Regions from separate parts of the Homo sapiens genome. Here region 1 is linked to region 2. Evidence: read pairs that join two places in POLR2A ChIA-PET (ENCODE). Cell type or tissue: HepG2. All regions are shown on one strand. Each heading gives the region's core, and the rest is flanking DNA. Links, peaks and the distances in the headings are about the cores only. Region 1 overlaps SLU7 (spliceosome associated SLU7). Region 2 has its middle 8.7 kb from the start of CCNJL.

Region 1 (2,792 bases), core at 272-2,771, 96 kb after region 2:
AAGAAAAGAGTTACATCATTAAGTCATCAAGGACCATTGTGCTAAATCCAATGGACATTTTTCAGCTCTGTTCCTTCCCTTTTTATATATTATGTCTTGACTTCCCTGACACTACATTCTCTTGGTTTTTCTTTTTCTTTTTTTTTTAGAGACAGAGTCTCGCTCTGTTGCCCAGGCTGGAGTGCAGTGGCATGATCTCAGCTCACTGCAACCTCCGCCTCCCAGGTTCAAGCGATTCTCCTGCCTCAGTCTCCCGAGTAGCTCGATTACAGGTGCCCGCCACCATGCCCGGCTAATTTTTTCGTATTTTTTGTAGTGACAGGATTTCACCACACTGGCCAGGCTGCTCTCAAACTCCTGACCCCAGGCCATCTGCCCACCTTGGCCTCCCAAAGTGCTGGGATTACAGGCGTGAGCCACTGTGCCTGGCCCTCTTGGTTTTTCTTGTACCTCTCTTGTCATCAAATTTTGCCCAGTTATTTAATGTTGGATTCCTCAAGGCTCAGTCAGCACCTTTTAAGCCACTCTAAACTCCCACTAATGGATAAGCTCATTTACTTCCAAGGCTTCAATGGTCACAATACAACACTGCTGGCTCTCCAACTTATTTTTCTATAAAATAAAAAATAATAAAGGAACAACGTATTTTTCTATTCAAGACTTTTTATCTGAGCTTCAGATACATATATCCAATTGCTTACTTGACATCTCCACTTAGAGGCCAGAGGCATTTAAACTCAATACGTCTTAATTCAATCTCATGATCTTCCCTCTGAAATCTAATCTCCTACTCTTCCCTATCTTAATGAAAGACAACACCATCCGTCCCTTTACATTAAGTGCTTCAGCTTATCCCTACATCTATCTCATCACTAAGAACAGTTATTTTCACCTTTTGAGTATCATTCAAATGCATCTACTTCTTTCCATTCTTACTGCTACCACCCTAGTGTAAGTTATTACTTTTTCCTACTTACTGGACTCTTCTGATTCCCTCCAATCAATTCTCCACATTGCAGTGTTAATTTTTCAAAACACAAATCTGATCATATCATGTCTGACATGGTTTGGCTCTGTGTCCCCAGCCAAATCTCATCTTGAATTGTACTCCTGTAATTCCCAAGTGTTGTGGGAGAGACCGGGTGAGAGATCACTGAATCATGGCGGCAGTTTCTCCCATACTGTTCTCCTGGTAATGAATAAGTTTCACGAGATCTCATGGTTTGATAAAGGGAAACCCGTTTTGCTTGGCTCTCATTCTCTATTGTTGCCGCCATGTGAGAGGTACCTTTCACCATGTTTGTGAGGCCTCCCCAGCCACGTGGAACTGTTAAGTCCAACAAACTTACTTCTTTAGTAAATTGGCAGGTCTGGGCTATGTCTTCATTGGCAATGTGAAAACAGATTAATACAATGTCCTACTGCCCAAGCTTAAAATCCTCCAATGCAGTACCGTCCAAAAATTCAATACAGCACCATCTAAGAGAAATACAATGCTAGTCCCACATGTAATTTTATGTTTTCCAGTAGTCACATTAAAAAAGTAAAAATAAACAGGTAAAATTACTTTTACAAGATTTTATTTAATGTAATATATCCAACATATTATAATTGCAAATTTGAATTAGAAAAAAAACAACTCTGTCTTTAAAAGTTGATATGGGTTTTACACTTATTTAAACTAATCACATTTCCAGTCTCAATAACCACAAGTGGCTAATAACTATCATAACGAATAGTGACACCTGGGTGCGATGGTTCACACCTGTAATCCCAGCACTTTGGGAGGCCGAGGCGGGCGGATCACCTGAGGTAAGGAGTTTGAGACCAGCCTGGCCAACCTGGCGAAACCCCGTCGCTACTAAGCATATACAAAAAAATCAGCCAGGCGTGGTGGCGTGCACCTGTAATCCTAGCTACTCGGGAGGCTGAGACAGGAGAATCACCTGAACCCAGGAGGCCGATATTGCAGTGAGCTGATATTGCGTCACTGCACTCCAGCCTGGGCGACAGAGCTAGACTACGTCTCAAAAAAAAAAAAAAAAAAATGACGCTCCAAAGGATTTTATCATTCGTACTCTAAAAACTGACATCTTTTTAACACACCTACACGGTCCACCATGGTCTGGCACCTGCCTACCTTCCAGCCTCACCATTACAACTATCCCCGCTTCCTTCTCTACTAACTACATAGACCTTCTTGTAGTTCCTCTAGTTCCTCTAACAAACCGTGCTCCCTGTAGACACTGGGCCTTTACACAAGCTCTTTCCCAGTGGAAAGTGCTCAATGCCTGGGGGTCTACGATGCTTCTCAAAGGTGTTCTCTTCTATGTCTGACCTATAGAAAACCTCCACATATATTTGTGTAACATATAAACTGATGGCCTAAATATACTGCGAAGAGAAGCACAACAACGGTAAATTTAATCTTTATTAAAACAGCTACCATTTCTCGAGCCTACCGTGTATCACCTCATCTAATCTTCACAATAAGCCCAGTAGATAGGTCTGATGAACACCATTTTACAGTGAAGAAACAGGTTCTGAGAGGTAAGATCCTCAGCCAAGAACACATTGTAGTAAGAAATAAGGACTTCAAACACAACTCTGACTCCAAAGTCAGTTCTCTAAACCAGTATGTTATACTTGTCCACAGAACATTGGCTTCTGGGCCTAAAATATTAAAAACTAAAACTGAATAAAGTATTATAGTCACCAAGTTGTACGCACTAGTTTCCGTCGCTGTGGAGGGACCTATTTTCTCCAACTAAAAACAGTAATAGCTCCCACTT
Region 2 (2,827 bases), core at 7-2,506:
AGATCGTGGCTGCAGTAAGCCCTGATCTCTCCACTGCAGTACAGCCTGAGCAACAGAGCAAGACCCTGTCTCAATAAATAAATAATAAATAAATAAATAAATAAATAAACGATGGATAACATGGATAGCGGAGCTAACGGGGACCTATGGGAATCACCTGGCCCAGACTTCAGACTGGTCAGGAGTTACTGTCCTCATTTTTCAAATGAGATCTAGAAAGTGTGTGACCCTCTATGGGCCACTTATGCTTTTTGGACCTCCTTGTTCATATTAGTAAAATGAGAAAACTACTCTTTCCTTAAAGGACTGTTGTATGACATGAAGAATCATGAGGTATAAATTGCTCTCTAATATTATTTTGTCATCCATAATAATAACAGAGCAGGCTAGAACCTTCCGATGACATTGCTCTTTGGAGCCTGAAGCAAGCTCTGTGAACCCATGGTGAGGCTTGAGTGAGTAGCCTTCCTTCCATGGGCCTCAGTTTCTCCTTCTGTGAAAGGAGGGGGTGGGATTCGATCCCAGAGGACACAATCTGGGGGGATAAGAGGGTCAGGAAGACAACATAACGAGAAGATGACTTACGGCCCTCCTGGTCTAACTTCCCCCACTCCCCAACCTTTGGAAGAAACTTGGAGGGAGAGAAGTATTCCTCTTTATGAGGAAAAAACCGCCTGAGTTTGACAGTCAATGTCCACACCAGCCACAGTGCCAGGAAGCAGTGTGGAGCGATGAGGACTGTGGTTGACCAGTGGGTGCGTGCTGCATCCAGGGTGGGGAGCCCCTTCTGCATCCCCTCAAATTGTGAAAGCTTGGGAATTGGTGCCCACTATTGCCAGATTGTTTGACTTCAAAAGAAAGAGGAAATTGAGATATCTCCTGATTTTAAAATACTGGCTTGACTTTGCCTCTTTCTTTTCTTTCTTTCTTTTCTTTCTTTCCTTTCTTTCTTTCTTTCTTTCTTTCTTTCTTTCTTTCTTTCTTTCTTTCTTTCTTTCTTTCCTTCTTTCTTTCTTTCTTTCTCTCTTTCTTTCTTTTTCTTTCTTTCTTCCCTCCCTCCCTCTGTCCCTTCCTTCCTTCCTTCTTTCCTTCCTTCCTTCCCTCCTTCTCTCCTCTCTGTCTCTCCCTCCCTCTCTCTCTTTCTTTCTTTCTCTCTCTCTCTCTCTCTTTCTTTCTTTCTTTCTTTCTTTCTTTCTTTCTTTCTTTCTTTCTTTCTTTCTTTCTTTCTTTCTTTCTTTCTTTCCTTCTCTCTTTCTCTCTCTCTCTTTTTTTTCCACCATGTGGGCGACACACCACATCAGCCCTGGCTTGGAAACCCTGGCGTAGGTGTGTGATAGGAGCCCTCCAGCCTGACAGGGATTCTGCAGGGAACAATGGGATAAGAGCTTTCCAGACTCCAGGAGGAGGAAATAAAAGGCACCATTAACTTCAACCCCCCTGAGCCTGCCAGCCCTGCTCCTCCAACAGACAATAAACAGGAAGGAGACTGAGACTGGACAGTGAAAGGTGACCAGACAAGCCTGCCGGGGGACCCTCATGCCTAGAAGTTCCTCACTGCCAGCAGCAGGGTGCTGCTTTCCTTGGGCCACCTGGATGCCACAAAGCCACCTTCTATGAGGGGCTTCCGTAGCTTCCAGGGCTGCAAAGACCCAAAGTTCAAGAGCCAAGGATTACGGTCGCAGCCGCTCAGCTGAGGGGACTCAGGCTTGGGGTGGAGAAGGGTTGGGAAATCTATGAAAAATTTCTTGATTACGCAAGTATCATTCTCCTTGTACCACTATTAAAGCACGATTAAAATATTATTAAGATCCTGGCCGGGCGCGGTGGCTCACGCCTGTAATCCCAGCACTTTGGGAGGCAGAGGCAGGTAGATCAGTAGTTCAAGACCAGCCTTGCCAACATGGTGAAACCCTGTCTCCACTAAAAAAATACAACAAAAAAATTAGTTGGGTGTGGAGCCGAGACGGTGCCACTGCACTCCAGCCTGGGCGACAGAGTGAGACTCCGTCTCAAAAAATATATATATTATTAAGATCCTGAACAACACCTCCCCCAACCCTGCCCCCTACCAGCAGGTAACCACTGTGATATTGATGGAATGGTCTTTGGCCAGGCACATAGGCAGTGGGGGTGAGGAAAGGCAGACCAGGTCAGAGCCTACTGTAATAATCCAGCTGAGAGATGGGGCTGGCTTGGGCAGGGGGAAGAGGTGAAGGGAGTGAGGAGGGGCCAGATCTTGAGCATAGTTAGAAACAGGAGCCTATAGGATCTGCTGATGGACTAGATGTGAGGTGTAAGAGAAAGAAATCAGATGACCCCAGGTTTTACCTCTGAACACCTAAAGGGTGAAGTTCCCATTTACTTAGATGTGGAACTTAATCACGTCTCTAAGGACATTTTTGATGTATTGCCCTCTTCCCTCTTTTCCCAACCCAGCCTGCTTCCACCAGCTCAGTATTACAGCTAAGGCTCTAAGACTGCCCCAGACTTCAATGTTGGCTTTGATTTTTTTCTAGTTAATGATCTCAAGCAAGTTAGCTAACCCCAGATTCCTTCTTTCCAAAATGGGGATAATAATAGTACTGCCTTTATGGGGTTATATGAAGGTCAAATGATATGATGCCTGGTATATAAAGGGTGTTGAATAAGTGCGAGCCAAAATTACTGTGTAATCATTAAGTTGTAATTGTATGCATACATAGTTTCCTAGCCTGCTACTTCTAAGCCCAAAATGATCTCACGAGCATTTTTCATGAGATACCTTTAAAAATGTCCCTCGGCTGGGCGCGGTGGCTCACGCCTGTAATCCCAGCACTTTGGGAGGCTG

Evidence for each region. Peaks named below come from ENCODE experiments on the same cell type or tissue, not always from the same donor. Only the 100,000 strongest peaks of a DNase experiment are listed, where the experiment ranks them.
Region 1: POLR2A ChIA-PET joins it to region 2 with 5 read pairs; 6 of 35 experiments call an interaction of 5 or more read pairs at or near these places.

Annotation. Positions count from the first base shown.
Region 1 is chr5:160,415,763-160,418,554 of GRCh38, forward strand. The region is part of intron 1 of SLU7 (spliceosome associated SLU7); the gene reads right to left. Among named protein-coding and RNA genes, the nearest start is that of SLU7, 1.9 kb to the right of the region's middle. In HepG2, for the core only: no CTCF peak of the experiment used is centred there; no DNase peak of the experiment used is centred there; H3K4me3 peaks cover 1,136 bases.
Region 2 is chr5:160,319,848-160,322,674 of GRCh38, forward strand. It overlaps a transcript of CCNJL not described here. Among named protein-coding and RNA genes, the nearest start is that of CCNJL, 8.7 kb to the left of the region's middle. In HepG2, for the core only: no CTCF peak of the experiment used is centred there; no DNase peak of the experiment used is centred there.